3 separate regions of the Mus musculus genome follow, and regions 1 and 2 are each linked to region 3. A link is a loop called in an ENCODE intact Hi-C map of the cell type or tissue named here. Cell type or tissue: heart. All regions are shown on one strand.

Region 1 (8,000 bases), 340 kb before region 3:
CCTACATGGAACAGCAGAAGTTGGGCCATGCACTCTTACCCGATCCAAACAACAATTACAAAAACAGAGACCCTGCTAACAAAAAGTGTGCACAGACACCATTGAACAAGAGAAGGAAATAGACACATAGGGTCACACTCTAATCCGAAATAAAATCCCAAGCCTCCATCTTTTTTCATTAATATTTGTAAGCAGTAGCTGAGTTATCAGCACTTGAGACTGCAGGAAGCAAGGCCTCCGATAGGGGGCGATGCTGTGTCTTTCTATGCTTTATTCTTCTGTTTAGGATTCTCTGATCTGTTTCCTTTCCTTCTGTCGGCCTGCTCCTCCCTTCAGCCTGTTCTTCTCATCCCTCCTTTAACCCCCAGGTATCACTGAGATGTGTCTCCAATCGCAGAAGCAGTGACAGATGTTATAGGACTTCTCTGGAATGTGTGCTTTTGGGTTCTCTGGGAAATAATTTTGAAGGTGTGTATAATGTATTTTACATATGTTTCTAAATGTAAAACTACAATTATTCTTCTTTTTAGATGGGATTTCTCTCAGTCCTGGTTTATGGGATGGAGAGCCATTGCTACTACAAGATCTCACTGCAGAATGTCACAAGTTGACCTGTTACTGTGTAGTCCAGGCTGGTCTTGAACTTGTGGCAATCCTCCTGCCTCAGCTTCTTGAGTTCTAAAAAATTGAGATGTTGAGTCACCATGGCCAGCTTTGGTTGACGGTGTTTGATTATTTTCTCCTGTCCTGGATTTTTATAACTATATTCATGAAGAGTATGTAGTCTGTGAACTTTGTTGACCAGAGTGCCACTCAGTTTTCCCCCAACTGTCCAGAAACTACGATGCCTTCTCTACAAAACTTCCAAGTCTCAGAATGTCTCTAGAGTGTCCAGGAAGGGGGATAGACAACAGATGGAATGGATAGACAGATAGATGGCATGGGTGTGCAGACTAGAAGGGAGAGATGTGAGGGTTGGGCAAATAGGTGGGCGGTTGGTGGATACATGGGTGAGTGGGTGGGCCGCCTTAATGGGTGAGTGATGGGTAGATGAATGTGAATGGGAACGTAGTGGGTGAATAAGTGGGCGGGGTGGGTGAGTGGGTAAACTGGTTGGATGGATGGATTCACCATATGTAAACTGTTGAATATTCTCAAAATATCAAATTACTCACAATAAGCTAATAACTACAAACACTGGGTACCAATAAACAAATATTATTAAATTTTCTTCTCATTCCAGTAAACTATTGGACCCATGAGTTGTTGTGAAGGATGTCATTACAATACAGTAGACAGTGTATTGGGCCACAGTGTGGGTTTTGATGTGGTGTACACATGAAGATGCCTCACTATAGCAACTGACCTTATGAATGCTACTAACACTAAATATTTAGATGGAACTCTGAGTAATTTTGGCCCTATAAACAATTACTTTCACATTTGGAAGAAATGTTCCCTCCGTTTACAGAGACAAGAATCTTTTTTTAAAGGATTGCTTTGAAAACTCTTTCCTCAACAGCTTGGTGCAGGTGTTAACAGGAAAGAGAACATTGCTTGGAGCAATTCTCTACTAACAAGAGAGGGTGTAACAGGACTCTTGGCAAAATGTGGTCCCCATCTAGAGACAGGAAGAGGCAGATGAATCATCAAAACCACAGGGGAGAAACTTGGATAAGAGGTGGCCCCGCCCACACCGGGCTGCCAGCCGAAGGAACGCTGTGTCTCACTGTGAAAACTCAGGCAGCTTTTGCTGGAATAATCCCGGTACTAAAACTTGACTAAAGTCAGCAAGTGATGTTACAAATTTCCATCCATTTAGAGCAACAACTGAAAGCAATTGACGTTTTTTAGAAAAACCATATGCAGTTGTGAAATGGTACGTCGGGGGATTGCACATCTGAAGCTACGTTAATTACATTTGGTGTGGTTTTCTCAGGAAGCTGGGATGGGAAGGATTCTAAGTACATTTTTAAATAGACATTTATATTTCAGAGCTTTTTTTAAATAATAAAAAACAATAGCAATTTTCTTAGTGTTTCTTATAAATGCAGGTGTGTTATAACTATTATCCCTGTTAAAACTGTAACGATTTGACCACTTTCACCTATAAAAATGCCAATTTCTACAATGCTATGGTAGATACAAGATTAGAAAATATGCATGCCATGGTGTGTGTGTGTGTGTGTGTGTGTGTGTGTGTGCAAACTCTCCATCTTTGCTCCTGTCCAACCCCACACTTAGAAGTAACAAATAAGTATACAAGGATGAGTCTGTCATTTTCTGATTTAGTCATTTGCCTAGCTCAAAAAGAAACAATAACATAAGAAGGGGGGGGTTAGAAAGAAAACCTGAAGTAGTACCAGCACCTCCTAAAATACAGACACACAGAAAGAGCACTGGGGGGTACTAAGGTCCAAAGGAAGCGCCAGAGGCCGTCGGAGACTTGGAAAGGATGGGGACACATTCCAAATGGTGCCTGCACACTGTGTGATCCAAAAGCACTCCTTTGCTTGTCTCTGGCCCAGGCCAGTCTGTTCTCTGAGGCCACCATTTCCCCACCAGACCCAGGAGATTAAAACATACTTGAGACCAAGACCCAGAAAGTCTGCGAGATCAGCACCTGCATTTACTTCCCTTGGCTGCAGGGGGCCGGTTCCTAGGACATGGTGAACCATGGGATTAGTAAGTCAAATGACTATTCAACCTGAATAGAGTGAATGTATATCTGAGCCAAATCAAATATTACATTGTATTTGGGCATAAGGAATTTTCAAAATACTACTAGAACACTTGAGAAAACCAGGTTTGTTCTTACACTCCCGTTTAAAATTATCACAAGACAACTCTCACAGCAAGTCAATCCCATCGTGTAGAAAACCAGCTTTTATGATATGTGTCAGAACAATCCTTTCATTTTCCCAAAGGAATGTGTGGGAATACAAAAAGAACAATGTTTTAAAAATACAAAACTTTGTTCTGTCTTTAAATTCTTTCATAGATTTTTGTGGAGGGCTTGGCACTTATTTTTTCTTTTAACGTAAGATAATATTATCCCCGTCCAAAAAAAATCATTTAATGGGACTCTAAACAAATTCTAAACAAATATTAATTGTAAATGTGTTTGATCAGTAAGTACAAGCACCGCCACCATCACCCCCCCCCAAAAAAAAAAACAAAAAAAAAACAAAACAAAAAACATTTTTTTAAACTGATGAGGTATCTCTTCCAGGAACTATGAACAGGATAGGAGAGTTTATGTTAGCTTAGAATTTTCTTTTCTCATCTTTACTGTTACAACCATACACTGCTGAGCTGGCTATTTTTAATTAGAGGGAAACCAAACAAAAGCCTCCGCGGTGGCGTTCAGATACCTAAAACATTAAACAAAAGCCCGTTGACACAGAAAAAGAGCCAGACAACTGCTAGTGATTTTCCTACAATTTCCGTGTTTTTATCGTGTTTCCCCAGGGGTTGTTCTGCTTTTCCCACTCCGGACCAGGGGAGGCTCCAACAGCAGCTGCAGATCCTTGGCAGCCCAGCCCCTTCTGGAACCCGCTCCTCTGTGTGACCGGAAGCCCTCCCACGGTGGTCCAAGTGCCTCCATCGATTGCTATCGCAGGAGCTGGAAGAGAAGCAATGTTCCACGAGACAAGTACTGATCCCATTTAACTGTCTCCTTACTTCTGTCCAACTGGACCTCTCTCTTAAGAACTGGCAGAGCGCACTAGCCTTTCCCAGGAGCCTATTCAGATCCATAGTGAAGGAAAGCAGTGTCCTGTGTACAGCCAGAAGACGACCACATAGTGAGCACCAAGCTAACTTGATTTAGCAGATAGTCACAATCTCAGATTTATAATTATTGATTTTTATGGTCAGCTTCTTGCCTTCAGGATAACACCCTTTTTCCTTCTAGTATTCCTGAATTGTTCCCTCCTCCTCCTCTTCCTCCTCCTCCTCCACCTCCTCCTTCTCCTCCTCCTCCTCCTCCTCCTTCTTCTCTCTTCTCTCTTCTCTCTTCTCTCTTCTCTCTTCTCTCTTCTCTCTTCTTCTCCTTCCCCTTCTTTTTGTTTGATTGTTTTCCTTTCCTATTGATGGTACATTAACTGCTGCCTGTGTCTGGATTAGATTGTATAATACCAGGAAGGGGGATGGGACTGGGAGGGCAAAAATTCCCCACCTGGATGTGGACTAGATACCCATCTACAGTTTTCACTCTTCTGCTGATAGGACAAAACTCTTATTTTTTAAGACACTGAACCTTATAGGGGAAAGGAACGAAGCAAATAAAAAACTGTGAGGATCAAGCTGGGGAGAGCTAGTAAAGAGTCTGCCACCCAGGCCTGAGGACCTAAGCCTGAGCCCCAGAACCCACATACATACATACATACATACATACATACATACATACATACATACACACACACACACACACATACACACATACCTGGCCTGGTGGTAAGCACGTGCAATCCTAACAGCAGCCCAAAGACTGAGACAGGAGAACCCCTGGGTTCACTGGCCAGCCAGTCTAGCCAGCTAGACAAGTCCCAGTGAGAGACCCTGTCCCCAGACTAGGTGAACTGTTGCTCAGACAAGATAGCAGAGGTTGACTTCTGGCCACCATGTTCACACACACACACCTCTGAATGTGAGCCTGGCCCCACCCGCCCTTGCACTTCACCAGCAACACAGAATGAATAGAGGCCTAAGCTAAAGCCCTGGGCTGAGTGGCACAAGTTTTTCCGACAACTTTTATGGCCCCTGTTTGCAAGTCTGTGGGTTATAGTCATGTTAATGACAAACACTCACTGCTCCAGAGAAACTGCGAGTTAATGAAAGCCCTCACAGCCCGGGGCTGAGGCTTTGAAGTCTAAACATGTAATATCAGCTTGCGAAGCATTAGACAAGGAAATGAGCTGGATAAGGGCTCCAGCCCTAATAGCTCTAAATTGATTATTTCCTTCCTCAAATAAACTCGCGGGGCAGCCCTGCGAGCTTACTTCCGGAGACTCAATGTGCCCAGAATCTTATCACAAGGAAATGAGAAGCAAGAAGCCAGACAACTATGATAAGGCACACGCATGAGATGCAAACACAGTTATGAGGGTCGGTATGGGATCTCTGGAGTCTAGCAGCAGTTAATTATTCATTAATTACATCCTAAGATGGTGGGGGGGGTGGGGACAATGCCTTCTAAGTTATTGCATTAAACAGTCAAGCACAAAAGCCCGGGGGAATGGATAATCACAGGCGGCAGACTCAAACCTGTGCATGTTATAAAGTGTGAAACTGTGGTTTACAAGTCATCTGCCTCAGGAAGCAAAGGCCCACTTCTGACGGGGGCAATAATTTCGATCTTATGCATGCACATCGTCTGTTTAAAACCAGGACCAAAACTCATGTCCTCCATTGATCGAATTTAACATTGAGACCCGATTCCCATCAAACACCTGCATTGTGGTCACATCTGGAAGAAGCAGAGAATAATGTCGAGATATGAGCAAAGGCAACTTCTTCGTGGCTGAGAACTCAACAGCAAGAATCAGTGACATGATTATAACAAACTTTAACACTTCTACCAAGTGCAGACAGTCTATAGAATGGGAGAAAAATCTTAGTCGTTAAATAAAACTTAAAAATAAATAGCGAAATAATAGAAATCTAATAATGAATGTAATAGTCATAAAGTGTGAAGAGATACTCCTTAAACTACAGATAAACAGCCAATAAATACCTGCAAACAAAATGGTCTTCAGTCATTAGGAAGATGGAGTTCCAAACCATGTGAGATCCCACCTCCCAGAGTCAGGACAGCTGTCCTCAGCAAGAATCAGCAGGGCCACAGTCCAATCCAGGTGTACCACTGAGGGACTCCCTGGAAGGGATTTGTGAGTATGCATGAGATCCACTTACTGGGGAGTTATTCACAGCAGCCAAAGTACAGAAGCACCCAACGTGACATTGGGACAGACAAAGAAACTATGGAATATATATTGGATATGTATGTAAATGTATGCATTCAAGCATAAAGAATAATAATCTTGTGTCATTTACAGGGACGTTGGTGGCTGGGAGGTCATTGTGTTATATAAAGTAAGTCACACAGAGATTCTAGGGTTATTTTTAAGACCTAGAAGGAGTCAAGAGGATTACTAAAGCAAGCAGGGAGAACCACGGCGAGAAACAAGGAGAGAGGGCAAGAGGAAGCTGAACAGCATCAGGACACAATAGGTGTACACACAGAGATGTCGCAGGGACAACGTTGCTATGTATTAACAAGTATATTAAATACAAAGGGCAGATTTTACCTCTAGCTATTTATTTATTTATCAGAATGAATTTCAGTACAACTAGAATAACTCTTTCCTCTCTGAGACAAATATTTTGCAATTATGCATATGTTTGAAAATTAAAACTTAAAAAGTCAATTAACAGCCAGTAAGGTAATGGAAACCTACAGTCCAACACTAAGGAGGCTGAGGCAGGAGGGTCTAAAGGTCAGATTTTGCCTTGTTCAGATAGCATAACCTTGGCAAAAAAAAAAAAAAACAGAAAAAAGAAAAAGAAGGGAGGGAGGGGGGAGGGAGGGAGGGAGGGAGGGAGGGAGGGAGGGAGGGAGGGAGGGAGGGAGAGAGAAGAGAAGAGAAGAGAAGAGAAGAGAAGAGAAGAGAAGAGAAGAGAAGAGAAGAGAAGAGAAGAGAAGAGAAGAGAAGAGAAGAGAAGAGAAGAGAAGAGAAGAGAAGAGAAGAGAAGAAGAAACCAATCATCAGGTAAATATAGTGTACTAGCTCTAGTATAAAGAAAATAACACCATGTATAATAAAACATTTTTTCATCCTGTCAGCAGAAATGTATCCCTTACAGTTCTAGAGAGTATGGAGTCTAAGACAATTGTGCCTATAAAGTCAGTGTCTCTTAGGGCTTACTTCTTGGTTTATTGGGTCATCTTCCTGCAGCATAGACACAGGATATAAAGGATACAAGATTTCTCTGGGATGTCTTCTATAAGCCACTCCCAAAAGATCTACATTGAAGAACCAATTTTCTCAAGTCCCACACCTGAAATCCTTTTAACATTCCTCTAACATCCCATTAATACTCAAATTCTAAGTCCTGCACTGGCCCTCTCTCTCCCTTTCTGAGACTCTGGTGTTCCAGTGATTAGAACCAAGTAAACAGCCGTGAGACTTGCCAAGTTTTAATATGACAGACAGCTAAGTAAACACACGAGGCATAGTAAATCATCTAGAGATGATGGTCACTCTACAGAGGGTTGTGTGTAGCTAACAGGCAAATTCTATCACATTTTACAGAAGAACTTGAACCCATATGGATTTTGGTGTCACAGCGGCCCTGGGCACAATCTCCTATGTGTTCCAAGAAAGAAAGTGTATGCATGTTTTTTAGCTTCTAATGTATGATGGACTTGTTATACAGCAAAAGAAAAAAAAATGGCTACACCGAAATGCAATGTATTATGAATGCATTAAAAAATCATGTATACCATATCTATGAAGAACAGCTGGGTTGAAGGGTGGTCAAGACAGTTTTTCCACCTGCTGTCACCTCAGAGGGACTCACAAGTGTAGGAATAATACATTTACACTCTTCCCTGTGAAGACTCCTCATGACAGGGTGTTGGGAGTTTCTGGACCAATGGCCTGTGGCACCCTCCTCTCACTATGAGAGCCAGGAGTGGCTTAAAATGTTCCAGATGCCCATAAGTTGTTTTGGAAAATGTTGGAATTTATTAAAGAAAAAAATTAAACACAGGTAAAAAAATTAAAGCAAAATTTAATCCCAGGTTTAGGAAAACCGTGTAAGACATAGGGTTTTGAGAGAGAGAGAGAGAGAGAGAGAGAGAGAGAGAGAGAGAGAGAGAGAGAGAGAGAGATCCCAAAAATCCATCTTGAAAGCTCTCTAAGATACAAAGACATTTAAGGTCTCTATGGAGGTATGTGGGCTCAAGTCTGTAATCACAGCATTTGAGAGACTGA
Region 2 (8,000 bases), 54 kb after region 3:
ACCATCACAGAAGAAGGGTCAAAACGATTCTAAAAGCCAGGGCATAGGGAGAACAGAGTGAAACAGAGAGTTCTGAACACAATGGACTGGTCCATTCATGAACCCACAGCTACTGCGGATGCCTGCACAAGACCTGCCTAAGATCAAGCCAGTCGGCATTCTATCGTGGAGTAGGGAGGGGGTCAGGAACTCCCACCCTTAAATGAGGAGCTATGGAGTTAGTAGCTTCTTGGGGAAGATGGTTTTTTTGGTTTTTTTTTTTTTGTTTTTTGTTTTTTGAGACAGGGTTTCTCTGTATAGCCCTGGCTGTCCTGGAAACTCACTCTGTAGACCAGGCTGGCCTCGAACTCAGAAATCCGCCTGACTCTGCCTCCCAAGTGCTGGGATTACAGACATGCACCACCACTGCCCGGCAGGAAGATGTTAAGAATATGGTTTCCAGTAGGTCTACCACACTCCTGGCTCTACCCCAGGAGTATATGGGCAGTAAAATTGGAGTCCATAGATGATTTTTTTAAAGGACACAGTTATGGGGAATAGAGAGGTGGGGATGGACTTGGGAGGAGTTGAGGGAGGAATGGGAAGTGAATATGATCAAAATACATAGCATGAGATCCTTAAATAATATAATATTTTTAAAAGAAAACATTTTTCAAAGAATGCGATCCCCCACCTCCCTGAGTGGTCTTTCAGGACTTTTCCAGTTTCTTTTCCATGTTCTTCCATTCAAACATTTAACACAGCAATAACAAAAACAAACAAAAGAAAACCATGTCAAAACCTGATTATTGCAGAGTGCAGGGTGAAAATAGCTGTCTTTTCTACTTCTGTTATGGGCCGTAAAAACCAGGCGCTCATGATGCTAAGGACCGAGCTGCTTCATCTCCCCAGAAAGAAATGTGTTGAGGTCCTGGCCATGGGCACTTCCGACTGTGGCTATAGATAGAGAAAAGGTCTTCACAGAGCCAATTCAGGTGAAACGAAGGCACAAGTGTGGCTTTAATCCCACACTGGTGTGTTTACTGCCTTCTAAAAGGTCCCAGGGATGCCTGCCTGCAAACTTCCCAGCAGCTGTAGTGGGAAGCAGTCCTGGGGTCCCGGAGCTGTGTGAGATGTGCCCTTCCTGTTGTTTTAGACACAGGCTTCATGGTACACATTTACAAAATTGTCATTTGTGGTTTTAATGTGCAGTGTGTATGCACTGCACATTGGTCAGGACCTTTGATTAATCCATTGCCATTACTGGGTTTGGAGTGCTCAGTTTTTAGTTAGTTACAAGGTCTGCATATCACTATTTGCCCTGGAACTTGCTGTGTAGACCAGGCTCTCCTGGGCTGTGTCTGCCTCCCAAGTCTTGGGTTTAAGGTGCATGCCATGACATCCAGATTTGCTTATCTGTGTATTCTTCCCCCAGGCAGGACCACTAGAGAATCCACATTTGATGGGACTTTATCTTGTGTTACAACCTTCCCTGTGTTTGGGTCTTCGCTATTTTCTGCATTTGCCTAAATGTGTCTTTATTCCTAAGAGGCACATCCTGTCTAAGCATGTAGTTGCTTTAGAATACACAAAGGGTGTGGGGGATTCTCATTGTAGCTATATTGCTGCCTTGCTGTTTTGCTAGACACAGCTCCTCACTGTTCCCCAGCGATGGACATGAGTTCTGGCCCCACCCTAATGCTCTTACTGCTTTACTGCAGAGACCTGGAGGAGACCCTGTGTGGTCACAGAGGGAACTCTCCAGTCTTCATGCCACAGGGATACTTATGGCTCACAACTGAGGACCTCCCAGTTCTATCAACCACCACCTGAGGGCTTGCTTCTTGTTTGTTTGTTTTTAATTAGGTATTTATTTCATTTACATTTCAAATGCTTTCCCAAAAGTCCCACACACACCCCCCCCCCCACCACCACTCCCCTACCCACCCACTCCCACTTCTTGGCCCTGGCGTTCCCCTCTACTGAGGCATATAAAGTTTGCAAGACCAAAGGGCCTCCTCTCTTCCCAATGATGGTTGACTAGGCAGGCCATCTTCTGCTACATATGCAGCTAGAGACACGAGCTCCGGGGGTACTGGTTAGTTCATATTGTTGTTCCACCTATAGGGTTGCAGACCCCTTTAGCTCCTTGGGTACTTTCTCTAGCTCCTCTATTGGGGGCCCTGTGATCCATCCATTAGCTGACTGTGAGCATCCACTTCTGTGTTTGCCAGGCCCCGGCATAGCCTCACAAGAGACAGCTAAATCTTGCTGGTGTATGCAATGGTGTCAGCATTTGGAGGCTCATTATGGGATGGATCCCCGGGTATGGTAGTCTCTAGATGGCCCATCCTTTCATCTCAGCCCCAAACTTTGTCTCTGTAACTCCTTCCATGGGTGTTTTGTTCCCAATTCTAAGAAGGGGCGAAGTGACCACACTTTGGTCTTCGTTCTTCTTGTGTTTCATGTGTTTTACAAATTGTATCTTGTATCTTGGGTATACTAAGTTTCTGGGCTAATATCCACTTATCAGTGAGTACATATCATGTGAGTTCTTTTGTGATTGGGTTACCTCACTCAGGATGATGCCCTCCAGGGAGGACCTGCTTCCTAACCAGGGGACAGAATGTCAAGTGAGCGGCAGAAAAGGAAGAGCCAATGTGAACCAGAGCTTACACAAAGGTTTCATAGAAATAACCCAAAACAGTCTTTTCACCCTAGCTTCTCACAGGGAGGTTTGTGACTGGTGGGAACAGCAGGTAGTGATGGGCAAGTCTCGGGGTGATGTGCCTTCTCTCTAATTCTAATTCTAGGGTCAGAGACCACATGACCTACCTCTCTGTTCACCTCAAGCCCAGTCCTTTCTAGTTCTTAGAACGAACCAGTGGAAGCCGGGCTGTTGTGGCGCACGCCTTTAGTCCCAGCACTCAGGAGGCAGAGGCAGGTGGATCTCTGTGAGTTCGAGGCCAGTGTAGTCTACAGAGTGAGTTCCACGACAGCCAAAGGTACAGAGAAACCCTACCTCAAAAAACCAGAAAACCATAAAACAAACCAACAGAGCTATTGAATTCTGTCAGGGCCGGGCAGATTCCCATGATTCCGCTGGGTGAGCACTCACAGCTTGTTTGTACGCCCAGAAGGCTTTGGGGACGGCTGTTCCTACTGTGTGTCACTGGATGTTGTTAGAGGCTTTGATGTTTTCTAAGGTTGCATAAAGTGCACTTTCAAAGATAGAAAACAGAGGAAGAAAGTCTAACCAATACAAACATCAAAATAACATGACCTTTCTGCCATAAATTAGGGGGCCGGAGAAATGGCTTTCTACAGCTGGGGTATTTGATGTGCTGAACTTGCTGGGTTGGCAGATTAATCGCATTTATACTGGGAAAGTATTCCAGGACATTAAAGGATTTATTTGTTTGCTAATCTGCTTCAGGCCCCAGAGGCCTTGTTACAAAATAAGGGGGCGGAAGGAGAAGAGAAGGGGCTGAAAGGAGGGGCTAGGAACAGGACAGGATTTCTTCCCCGTTGGGCAGGCAGTTTTGTTAACCTAAAGAGGCCAGAGCTCTTCAACACCACGGGAACCTCTGACAGAGCCTCCCTGTTTATGAGCCAAAGAAGTTTGCTTGTTTGCTCTTTCCACCGTATAAAGTTAACGTGGTCTTCCTCTGTAAACACAAGCAGGGTTCTTCCTTGTTTTAACCATCTAGGATTTGGAAGTGTCTGCTTGAGAGACACGCAGATGGAAAAAAATACATGGGGAATTCTGGGAGATTTACTGAGGGCGCCGCTGCTGATGGCGGCTTTCATCTGAGGCAGTTCCCTTTCTTCCCGTTTTGTAAAAAACTCTTTTCCCTCAAATGCAAACAAACATTTGCTTTCCTGTTGCCTTTTCCCCCTGCGGACAGGCTACGAAGTGCACTAGCCAAACAGTCTCTTAATCTCTTGTCCAAAGACTATAACCTTCTTTTGGCAAACCAGCGATTTTGTTTTGTTCCCCAGCACCTTGACAATGCTCAGAAAACATAATCCTCTTCTCACAGTGGAATCTCGGCTTTGCTGTTCTGTCCCCGGCAGCCCAAGCGATGGAATTAAAGGAGAGTTAAGCTTTTCCAGAGAGGCATTTCCTTCCTTGAGGTCCTCACAGAAAAGTCTGCTTTATTTTTAGTAATATCCTGGCTCCTGGTATTGTATTTGTGCACATAATCCCTCCACAATAACGCTAGCTGTCTGGTGGCACGTCCCCCCAAGGAACTCAAAGGCCTTTACAGACGTTAATTAATTCTCCCAGCACCCGGGTGAGATGGGTGGGTGTTCCATTCCGATCTCTGTATTATTATTCCCATTTTGTGATTTTGCCAAAATTCTTTTGCCTTCTTCCCCAGTGTGTTTCCGAATGGAATTCGTCCTCAGTGCCGGGCTGGCTGATTAAGTCCACAGGAAAGGAAGAAATCAGAGTAAAATGAATCAGAAGAGGAGGGTGCAGCACACTGTCAAGCCAAGAAGGCTGGGCTGCTGGAACGCAGGATGCACAATGTGCAGTCCCCCAGCTTCTCCATGGATGCACAGGGGAGTAAGGGAAGAGGGGATGTACAGCCAGCCCTCCCATTCATTCACCCAGAGGGGAGGAGAGCCCAGTCTGGGAACCACGACAGACAAGATGCTCATTAACACCAACAAAGAGGCAGGAACCATCAAGTCTCTTCTGATATCCCCAGCTTCCAGCAAGGACATCCTGCAAACTGTTGCTTCCCAGTCCTAGCCCTACCAGAGCAGTTGATGCCTCCTGTTCTCACCAGCGTAGGTTCTTCTAAGGTGGAAATGTGTTTCTAGAACCCTGATCATGTGATGTACTGATGCTGGTGACTTTTTTTCATGACAGAGGAAAAACTCTTTGGGTGGGGGCAAGAATCATTGGTTGAAAAAACTTAGTACAGAGCCATCAAGATGGCTCAGCTGGTGAAAGCCTTTGCTGTCAAGGCTGACAATTACGGGGACCTTCAGAGAAAGGAGACAACAGAACCTTCAGAAAGGTCCACATGCCCATTGTGGCCCAAGGGCGCTTGCACTACACAGGCACAAATACAAAACTAGTAACTTCTAGTTTTAAAAAAGTAAAAGCACAACTCCTCTACAATGAAAACGGTTGACACAACTGAATGTAGTTTGTCTTCAACTTCATAGTGGAGGGCACAATGGGCTTGGGGGTCCAGACGGTCACACCCAGACTGGTTCTTGTGGCAGAGCGGCAGGGACTTGTAGACACGCATATGAACAGATGAACGAGCACTAATGTATAGCCAAGCTGGACAACTTGATTTTGTTTTGTTTGCAAGTTTCTGTCTTTGCCCGTGAGGTTTTCTGGCTTTTGCACATTCCCTGGGGAAGTTAGAGGTAAGGTCCCTTGGAACTCAGTTGCCACCTGGAGGAGCTTGTGAGAGCAGGGGCAGAACGAGGGCGAGAAGGGGTGACAGCAGAGAATGTGAGGAGCAGGCTGTGGAGAGCTGATGGTGTCACTGCCAGTCTATAGTTGATCGACATTATGGGCTCCACCAGGGAATCTGGGAAAGTACTTGAGGTAAGATTTGCAGAATGGACTTCTGGTTAGCATTGGCAAGAAAGGTATGAATTGTACACGAACCATAATGTGACCTTATTTTGTTGGACTTAATGGACTTAATAATGGACCTTATTTTTGGCTGACTGTTAAGTCTAGCCTTGTTAACTTGACTGCACCCACCAGTTCTCCAGGACCCGATGAAGCAGGTGTTACAGGCAGGCCTTTCTGCTGGAGCTGCACTTTCATGCTTATGGCTTTGTTTCCACATACTTTCTTGGACCTATACAACTTCCTTATTTTACATTTTCCTTTTACCGTGGTTCCTTTTCTTCTAATTTTGTCTACTTGTCATCTTTAAAAGATCCAGCTGGAATTTGTATTGTTTCCTGGTTCTGCTATTATGTATTGCCACCTCAGTGGATTAAAGCGACACAAATGTACCGTTAGCTCACAGGACCTGAAATGGGTCGTTTAAATGGAGTTATGATTGACTAGTGGCTAGTTAAGTCATTCTGGAGGTTCTAGAGCTTTCCCACTTTGTCCGGAGCACTGTTTTTGCACTGAAGTCCCTCCTTCAAGCACAAAGCCAGCTGTGCTTCTTCACCTCTTCAGAGCCTTATGGATTATAGCAGTTCTATTAAGAGGTCCAGACTGTTTCAAGATCCTTAGCTGCACCTGACAAGTCACTCGGGCCATGTGAAGGTGATGCCACATATCCAGCTTAGGGATACGGACAGAGACATATCTGGAAGGAGTGCATTCTGAAACACACAGAAGGGCATGTCATCTTCCAAAGACTGCTGCTGGCTCAGTCATTTCTATTGTTTTTTGTGTATTAACTTCTGCTTTGTTTTCCTGGGGCTAATTTGAGGTTCTTGTCTTTTTTCAGTGGGATACTTAATCCAGCCAATTGTGTTACCCTCTGACCCTCACATGGTAGTTTCACATCTACATAGTGCTTCTTTTATCACCAAGAAATCATTTAAACAGCCTTTTGTTTTGGGTACTGTTCCTATACTGGGTTTTGTTTTCTCCACTACATAGTTAGAAGGCATGAATCATATCTGCAGACACCTGCTTGAGGATGCACACAGTGTGAGAGATGCTGTCTACAGCTCAAATTCATTTGCTGTGGTGAATTGTTACTCTATCTTGGGACAAGGTATCAGGTTAAGGAGAGCTTTTCTCCTTTTTTTTTTTTTTTGGTTTTCGAGAGAGGGTTTCTCTGTGTAGCCCTGGCTGTCCTGGAACTCACTTTGTAGACCAGGCTGGCCTTGAACTCAGAAATCCACCTACCTCTGCCTCCCAGAGTGCTGGGATTAAAGGCGTGCACCACCACGCCCACCTTTTTCTTCCCCTTTTAATAGCAGCATGTTTTACTGTATGGAAAAGCTATGTAGATTTAAATAATATTGGGTAATTGAGCTGTTTAGAATACTGTTATTATGCAAATAAGGTTGAAGCTTTCCCTTTGCCATTCCTCCCCAAGGATTTGCAGAATAGTGTAGGATTTCTGAATCAGAGGGTAGTTAGTGCCTGGAGATTACCTTTATTAATTCCCCTCCATAGTTTACTGATAGTCTATTTTTTTTCCCTGTGCTACAGCCTTTTTGTCTCCACTGGATTACCTGGCATAGTTTCTACTGCTAGGTCCTTGGTAAGGTATTTCAATCTGTGGTTAATCCCAGCTCAAAGATAGTCTTAACTCTTCTATTTGTACTGGAACAAGTATTTTAATTGCTAACTTGAGTCCACTCCTTTAGCTTTATCCTTCACTTAAAACAGTATTCAACTGACTTAAAAAATTATTTTATAGCACTCGGGAGGCAGATGCAGGTGGATTTCTGAGTTCGAGGCCAGCCTGGTCTACAAAGTGAGTTCCAGGACAGCCAGGGCTATACAGAGAAACCCTGTCTCGAAAAACCAAAAAAAAAAAAAAAAAAAGTTTATGTATATGAGTACATTGTAGCTGTCTTTAGACACACCAAAAGATGGGACTAGATCCCAATAAGACCATGTGGTTGGTGGGAATTGAACTCAGGACTAACTAGGACCTCTGGAAGAGCAAGCAGTCGGTGCTCCTAACTGCTGAGCCATCTCTCCAGCCCCCAACTGATGCTTACTGTTCAGGCTTTAATGCTTCTGGCATCAAGATGTAAAATGCTACTACTTAAGTGTCAGTTCTCTGTTTTCAAATAAAGTATTTGTGTTTTCTGAGATATGCTCAGGTTGTCTTGAGAGGAAGAAGCAAGTTAAAACACCTATGCACTTCCAGTAGGACTCCAGAAAAAGGATGTCTTAGTCAGGGTTTCTATTCCTGCACAAACATCATGACCAAGAAGCAAGTTGGGGAGGAAAGGGTTTATTCGGCTTACACTTCCATACTGCTGTTCATCACCAAAGGAAGTCAGGACTGGAACTCAAGCAGGTCAGGGAGCAGGAGCTGATGCAGAGGCCATGG
Region 3 (8,000 bases):
ATAAGAAAAAAGAAAAAAAAAAAACCTTCACTTTCCAAAGTAACCCCCTCGGGTGTCTGACGAAGCAATGGAGACCATACAACTCTGACTACAGTACTTTCCAAAAGCACTGTTTAAAACCCGAGGGCACCTATGCCTGGACTTTGTTACTTAAAGTCTGAAAAGGTTGAATCACGTAACAATTCCACAGCAGTACAGGTTGAAAAAAAAAAAGATGCACTCGAGAGCCGGTTTCATTAATTAATATATTTTCTGCATTGTAGTTAACATAGATGTTTTTTATATACTTTCTTCGAGTCACCTTGCTTTTCTTGAAGTAGTGATATGTTATATTCAGACATGAGTACATTTCAACAGTCTTTTGCAATAAATATCATAAAATAATAGAGATTCGCATAATAAATATTCTTTACAATAAAAAAAAGTTTAACAGACTTTTGTCTTAAAAATAGCCAGGATTCAACTTTGTGATTTATACATAAAATATACAAAAAAGCACCACAATTTGTGGTTAAGGCAATGAAAACACAGGAAGGGTTGGAAATACTCAGCTGTTAAGAGTCAAAAGGCCAAGAGCCAAAGGCACCTTAGGGAGCTGTAGCTCTGAGATACCAGGGGCAAATCAGACAGGAATTTCAACTACAGTTACCAAGTGTCCTCAGTGAAGTGGGGGGCGTGAAGGGAAGTCCTTCACAGATACTGGGCGCTGGAGGAGGAAAAGGGTTGCCAACATCATATCTGATGTGAAGACCAACACCGCACAGAGCTATGCCAAAGGGGTGTGCGGGGACGACCCACTGGCATCTGCGCAATGCATTGTGGGGGGGGGGGGTTCAGAGGGCTGTAAGGAGAAGGCTGGGAAAACCGTGTTCTAAGGAGTAGCTCCTCCCATCCGGCTAGGAGAAGGACACTAAGATAGATCTCATCAGAGGCAGATTAATATATAGCTTATTTAAGCACTTACATGGTTACTTTTTTATAAACCAAACTAAGTCCACGATCCCACAGTACCAGACCCCAAACAACTCTCGGCCAAATCCGGGCATGCGTATATCTTCACGGAAGCAGCTGGAGAGCGGATGCAGCACACAGGCCCTCGCTGCTCCCAGAACCCTCGAGGTGGAATGAGAACAAGCTGGGTGCAGTTTCACAGTCCACTCCTATTGAGGCCCATCCAAGGCAGGAGAGACTCGAGAAGAAAATCTGCCTCTAATACCAACAGCCAAAGTTTGGAAGCTAGACATTCCGCGGAGGTCCAACCCACCTCCAGAAGTCATGACAGTTTGCCCTGAGCCCTTGAGGGGCAGCTCTCCAGCTTACAATAGACAGTGTTGGAGTTTCTACACCTGCAGCCAGGGCGGTGGGTCCAGTCGTAACAGCCCCTGCACAGCTTCAGGCAGCCCTTGGCGGGAGGGTAGCAGAGCAAGCAGGGTAGGCACAAAGACAGGGCTCCCATGCACAGGTATCTGGAGCAGCAGTGGGACTGTGAACAGGAGCATGGGTTATCCGAGTAAGAACCTCCATCATCATCATTGGAGCAGTGGTAGAAAATGCCCTTGACCAGGCACATGCAGGTCCCGTATTCCACCATGCTCTCCGCGGAGCAGAGGCACTGCCGATCACAGGCCAGACAGGAGGGCAGGGCCCGGGGGGCCGTACACTCTCCACATTTGCACTTGCCACACTGTTCGCAGATGAACTTGTGCTGGGTGGGGTCCTCTTTCAAGGAGGCCTTCAAGTCTTCCACCAGCAGCTGCTTGGGCTGGGTCCGGATGACCCGATCTGACCTATGACCTGGGATGGGCCTGGTGGGCGGAGACCGTCCTAATAGGCCCTGCTCAGAAGACACACTGCTGCTGCTCCCTGAGCTGGCCGCGCTTCCGGTGCTGGTGGACCTGCTCAGCACCGAGCCCCTGGCGTTGCCCGGGTGGCTGGCAGGTCGGTGCTCGTAGCTGCTATTCACATTGGCTGGTATGATTTCATGAGTCCTTTCCTGCTTTTCGGGTCTTGGTGCAGTGCGAGGAGCAGGTCTTCTCGCTACCGAAGGTCCCTCTGTGTATTCATTGCTGCCTCTGATGGCTTTGATCTGGTCTAGGGACAGAATCGTAGCAGGCTGAGTGTCCCTGTCATAGTCTAACCTCTGCCGGCCTTCCACAGCCGGTGGCTGAATCACCACTAGCGAAGTGTGGCTGCCATGCTGACTTGGGGAATCCATGTGGAGTGATCTCCAGTTCCAGCAGTCAGCGGAAATCTGCCATGCATCTGAAATCCTAAAGAAGAGTGAGAGAGAAAATAAGCGACAGAAAGCGGATTTGGGGGAGAAGGGCTGCTGTCAAGTAACAAATTCCCCAAGCCACCTGGTAATGATCCCCTTCATCGGCTGATTTCAATGATGCCGAAGCCTGGCCAGAGTCCAACTCCAAAAAAAAGATTGCAGAGGACCATATCACAGGAAGACAGCAAAGACCTCATGCCTTAAAAATTAGAAGTTGCTCTCCAGCTTCTAAGAAGCAGAGGAAGTCGTGTCTTCCTGTTTGCAAACCTAACAAATAATTAAAATGAAATATGCCTTCGAAAGAGCAATTCAGTGTGAGCCCTGGAACTGTTCTCAGAGTTCACTGTCAGTTCACTGGCAGTTCACGTAAGGAAAATGTCAGCTACTTTTTAAAGATTAAGAATGGCTTTAGTGCTGTGGCCTCTCGGCCATTTATATGCTGTTACGAGCTTTAGATTAATGAGAAAATTAATCAAGGCAATTTCCAAAACACCGGCTATTCCAAGCTCACTCGGAATCTCAAAAGGCCATTTTCAGCAGAAGTCCGGGTCTGAAGCTAGCTCATCACACAGATCTGTGAGACGAGCAAAGGAAGCTACAAAGAATGAAGAGTGCTCTGCCACAAAGAACACAACCCGGACGGTGTGGACTTAGCTTTCCTTAAAGGTTAATCAAGGCTCCCCCACACAACGAGGATAACTTATGCACAAGTGTCAGCCCTTTAAAGCAGGGAGAGGAGCCCTGGTCTTTTTACATTATATTTAATTCCCTTCATTTATTAGCACGACAGACCTTGATTTTCACAAGCCCTGAATTGACCTGCTTTTTGTAGTAAAATAAATACACTGATAGACAACAAACACAACTTCCATGTCAAAAGGAAATAGCTTCCAATTTATAACGTATTCTTCCTGAGACAGACCAAACTCTTTCGATTCTGTTTCTGGGCAATAGGTATCTAAGATATTTTTTTACACAAATGCCTTCCGAACTCACAGATGCACCTTAATTCAAGAAGGCACCCCTTTGCACTTTTCTGGCATCCAAAGAAAATCAAAACAAATACGTCGGTTTACTATGGATGCTAACTAATGTCCCCAGACTACATATGTGTTAGCTTTTTGGAGGCCCCTCTAAGCTTATAACTACCTTCTCCGCACATGAGATGCACGGCCATAACAGCATGTTGTGGTGCCGAAGCCCTAAACGACACTAGAAAACTGCCCATCCTTGCTCCTGTGCCATATCTATTTTTTAAAAATTTAAAACTCCATAACGAAGACTTTAAATATGCCAAGTCTCATCCACAAGAAAGGAAGACGTGGGCACGGCTTGTTTGAGTTATGAAACCCCTAGGCACGGCTTTAATTTGCATTTTACAGGGCATTCCCAAGCAAGTTCGCTCAGGCGGAGCACCTAGGCACCCCGCAACTGTCCAGAGCGAAGCCGGTGCGCACCCGCGGACAGCAGTGTGGGTAGCACCGTCGGGCGCTTGGGCCCCACGCCGAGACCTCAGGGGCACCGAGCCGCGGCAGGTCCGGCCGGATAAAGTTATGAATGAAAACAGCTCGCGGGCGGGAGGAGGCAGCGCCCTCTCCCCGCGTCCCGCGGCACTGCGCTCCGAGCACAGGCGGGCGCTGGGTCCCCAGCGCCATCGGGTGCCGCGCGCTTGGCACGGGCTGCGCGAGGACCGCCAGGACCGCCCGGCCCGCCCCGGCCCGCACCTGCCGCCCGCACTCACCTCGGCCTCCGCGGCGCCGGCCGGGGGCGCCGAGCGGGCGGAGCGCGCGCCGCATCAAGCGCGGCGGGGCGGCCGGGCGCGCATGGCCCGCGCTGCGGCCTCGGCGGCCCCCGGGCAGGGGCGCTTCTCCGCGGTTGGCGGCGGCCGAGGGCGGCTCGGGGACATCCGCCGGGTGCGCGCGGCGCCCGCTCCACAGCACCGTCCCGTCCCGGTCGTCAGGCGCGCGGCCCGGCGTCGTCCCGGGCTCTCGGGTCCCCGCAGGTCCGCGTCCCCGCAGTCGCCACGCCGGCTGCAGACGAGCAGAGACAGAAACACGTGAGTCCCTTGCCAGCCCGGGACGCTGTCCTGCTCGCCGAGATGGACAGCCACGAGCCCCGGACACACACGGCCGTGCACGTTTTGCCCCCACGGAATGCCCCGCAGTCCAAAGCGCGTCCGAGAGACGCGTCTGCGCGAGGCAAGCCCGCACGCAGGGACGGGAAAAGTCAGGTCTGGCACGAGCGCCCGGCGGGTCGGTCCCCAACAATGCGCACAGACACGCGGGTGCGCGGCGGTGCCAGCCCGCGTTCGCACACGCGTAACTCGCTGCCTGGCTACGGAACTCGCTGCAGGGCCGACCGCAAAGCGCCGGGCACAGAGCTAGAGCCAGCTCCGAAAACGTCCAGCTCCTCGAAAATAAAATAAAATAAAGCACCATTCTCACCTGATCTTGCCAGGTCCTCGGCGGGAGGGGAAGGCTCTTACCTAGTGCAGAGCCTGGGGCCGGCCCTCCCGGCACATGCACGCCGCTCGCAGCCGCTCCTTAGCCCGCAGAGCTCTGGCTGCGGGGCCGCCGCAAACCCCTGCGTGCTGAGCACTCGCGCGCGGGCTCCGCAGCATTTCAGCGTCGCCGCCACCTCCACCTCCACGCCGGGACCCGCCCCCGGTGATATCATGTGTCAATCACGCGGGCTGCACGAAAACCCGGAGCAGGATTTCAGCGATCGTGGATGTGGACTCGAGGACGCTCTAACAAAAGTCGATTGCCTGCAGGAGTCCTGCGAGCGCAACTGGGGAGGAGCGGGCATTCCAGGGCCCCTGTCAGTCGTGAGCTGTCAGCCTCCAATTTAAGGGGACTGGTGCAGCCACCCTTAGAGTTGAGTTTAAAAAGAGTTGTGAAGAACATTTAAAAAACAATAACAAACCACCAACAACAACGGAAAAAAAAATGTGTACACCATGACACCGTGCCCCCAGATAAAGGGAAAAGTGCAAAGTTCAGATCATGCGAAATATGAAAGTTTCAGAAAGAACAGTCATTTTTGCAAATGTAATATAATTACACACTAAAGGGTGGGATTTCCTGCTGTGGGGTTTTAGTGATTGCTCCATTTGGTTTGTGATACGATCCCTAAAATTACACGGGGGGAGGGGAAGGGGAGAAAACGGGGCCCAAGTTCTTCCTGCTTTGTAATGTTTGTATAATTTTGTCCAAAACACCAATGCATTTTAAATGAAATAAAATAAGCATAACTCATCAGGAAGTTTTAGCTTTAGCCATATGTCTGTCACGGGGTGGGGGACTTTAGTAAGCTGGGAATGCTTTTTGCGTCTTTACATACTATGGAATTTGGTTATTTATTATATGGACGCTATAGCTCAGGATGTAGTGAAAAGGGCTGTATGTGGAATTAAAAATTCCATAGAGTTTTAAAAATAACCTAAGACCCCCAAAATATTGATAGAAAATATTTTTCCAGGGAATTTTATCAGGAATGGTATTTGATAAACAAAAACTCCATGATCTAAATCACCTGTGAATGTGAGTTAGGATATTTTGGGTTCAAAGTAATTTTTTTTTTAAGTCTTAACAATTGCAGTGAGTTTTTATAAAGTTTTTGTTGTTGTTGGCATAATGCATTTGCAAGCTTTTGAATGTTTTTAGAATTCACGGTTATGTGTGGAATTACATGCAAGGAACCCAGGACACTCCCTATGAAGAAGATCAGCAGTAAGAAAGTGCACTAGAAGGTAATAGAACGTATTAAAAGCCAAGAAGCTGTTTGTTCACCCTTCATGCAAGGGGATGTGTTAAAGTCATATTTTCAAATGTAGAGTTGGTGGGGCTTTTGTGTCTTGTCTATTTTTCACAGATGTAGGAGCATAATGAGGTTTCTCCAGTGGATCTGCTTTTGTTCTTTTTGTGCGTGAAGAGATTTGCAGTGTCAAGTAAGAAATACAGTATCTCATCAGAGTGTGTTATCTGGCTCTTCCCAGCTGTCTGCACAAATTTGGGGCCAATTCTCCAATGTAATAAGATGAGGAGAGGCAACAATGGAGAGTTTGAACCACATAACACTTATAAAAACATAATTTCAAAGATTCCTATTTACATTTCAGAATATTTGGACCAGAGATGTGCTAAAACAAATCTCTTAAGTTTAAAAATTTTTAATAATAATAATAGTAATAATAATCCATAAAATGTTAAAAATATTACCTTCAAAGGTCATGGTCTATTTCAAAATCAAATATATTGCACAAAATTGATTCTGCTTAAATGCCTCCATTGTGTGTTTCTTGAGATCACACGTTCCTAGGTTAGGATTTAGTAACCTTGAATCTGGAAGACATTTAATGAAGTCAGCTTCACCTTTTTAATTGCCTGCAGTCATGAGACTTGAGACAAACTATAAATTTTTAGTTTAAAACAGACCTTGTGCTTTATTTAGTAAGCTCAGTTGCAGTGAGTCTAGTCTAGGAATAAACAACTGGGGTAGGGAACATTTTTGAAAAAGATATAAGGGTCATCAGGGAAATGTCAGTAATTCCTACTTCCCTACATAAGATCTGTCTAAATAGAGTTGGTAGGAAGGGAAGCCCAACACTTTCTTCACTTTCATGAGAAAACACAATTATCCATCTCTTTTGTTGAGAGAGAATAAAGTGAAAATTTCGCCTGGCAAAGGCTTCAGAAGTGTGTGTGACTTAAAAGAAATCAAAGCACTAAAGGACTTGTTGATTTATAGATTTGCCCAAATAAAAACATCAGAGCCATTGTGTACCCACTTCCAGGCTGACAAACAATACTTTTGTTTGTTTCCAGACTGACAAGCAATACTTTCTAAATCGCCCAGTATTTCTGTGATGTCATGATAAGTTACATTAGTAATTGTGAAATTAACTATATTATCATTCATAGCCTTGCATGCGGTTGAGAAACAAAGTTGAAACCAAAACATCACAGAAGTTGATGTCTTAGTGGATTTGAATCCATCCATAAGAATCCAGTAAAGGGAATTAACTTCTTTCCTTTCCTTTTAGGGCAATAAACCCTGTATTCTTGAACATCCTCAGACAAGCTGCAAGGGTGGGCCGTGTTATTTTCAGTTTCCTTTTATGAACCGTCTTTGTAGAAGACTGAAATAAGACTAACCTATTCTGTAAGATTTCCATAAACATTTCCCTCATTTTCAGAAGCATGGTTCTTACCCTCTCATATTCTTCATGATTTTACATTCTGCAAGTGGGAGCCATGAAGTCGTGCCCCGAGTAAAGGACTCTGAATGTTTTACAGACTCAGCCCCACTGACTACTTGGTCTCCAGTGTTTTGGTTGAGTTAGAGCCTCTCTCCTTATAAGCAGGTGACTCAAAGTGACAAGTGTTCACGCAAACTGCCTCAGACTGTCTCTGTCCAGAGCCTTACCTTCACACAAGGAAGCATCTCTGTCCCAGTACCAAATGGGCATTTCCTGCCTATCCAACAGCATCTAAATCCTGCTTCCCTCGCCCTGGCTTGCACATCATTTCCATAAGGAAGTAAATGGAGCTTCTACTCATCTGACTTTTGATAAGAGGAGCAAATGGTCCATTGAAGTAAATCCTGGCCAACAGCAATTGCTCATCTGAACTCTTCTCACCATTTTCATCATTACAGATGTGCATAAGAAGCTCATCTGGTTTAAACCTAATTATGTGGCCTTCCAAATGGAACTGTAAGAAAA

Evidence for each region. Hi-C counts contacts between places; a loop is a spot of excess contacts. Peaks named below come from ENCODE experiments on the same cell type or tissue, not always from the same donor. Only the 100,000 strongest peaks of a DNase experiment are listed, where the experiment ranks them.
Region 1: a loop joins it to region 3, with 6 times the contacts of the local background. A loop is called at or near these places in 10 of 42 quality-filtered maps.
Region 2: it touches region 3 in a loop (4-fold over the local background); 3 of 42 quality-filtered maps call a loop at or near these places.

Annotation. Positions count from the first base shown.
Region 1 is chr3:37,972,323-37,980,322 of GRCm38, reverse strand. All of the region lies in intron 2 of Gm20755 (predicted gene, 20755), which reads right to left. Among named protein-coding and RNA genes, the nearest start is that of Gm22899, 19 kb to the left of the region's middle. In heart, CTCF peaks have their summits at 240 and 3,487; DNase peaks (open chromatin) are centred at 1,672, 3,572, 4,632 and 4,972; H3K27me3 peaks cover 894 bases.
Region 2 is chr3:37,582,583-37,590,582 of GRCm38, reverse strand. The region is part of intron 2 of Gm36412 (a long non-coding RNA gene); the gene reads left to right. Among named protein-coding and RNA genes, the nearest start is that of Gm36412, 16 kb to the left of the region's middle. In heart, a CTCF peak has its summit at 3,886; a DNase peak (open chromatin) is centred at 4,302; H3K4me3 peaks cover 1,044 bases; H3K27ac peaks cover 1,333 bases.
Region 3 is chr3:37,636,825-37,644,824 of GRCm38, reverse strand. It overlaps Spry1 (sprouty RTK signaling antagonist 1), which reads right to left and starts at 4,878. Exons shown (of 3, transcript NM_011896.3): 1 at 4,720-4,878; 2 at 4,017-4,305; 3 at 226-2,270. The coding sequence starts at 2,215. The coding sequence ends at 1,274. In heart, CTCF peaks have their summits at 3,848 and 5,041; DNase peaks (open chromatin) are centred at 1,784, 2,374, 3,844, 4,974 and 1 weaker place; H3K4me3 peaks cover 2,986 bases; H3K27ac peaks cover 1,664 bases; H3K27me3 peaks cover 1,093 bases.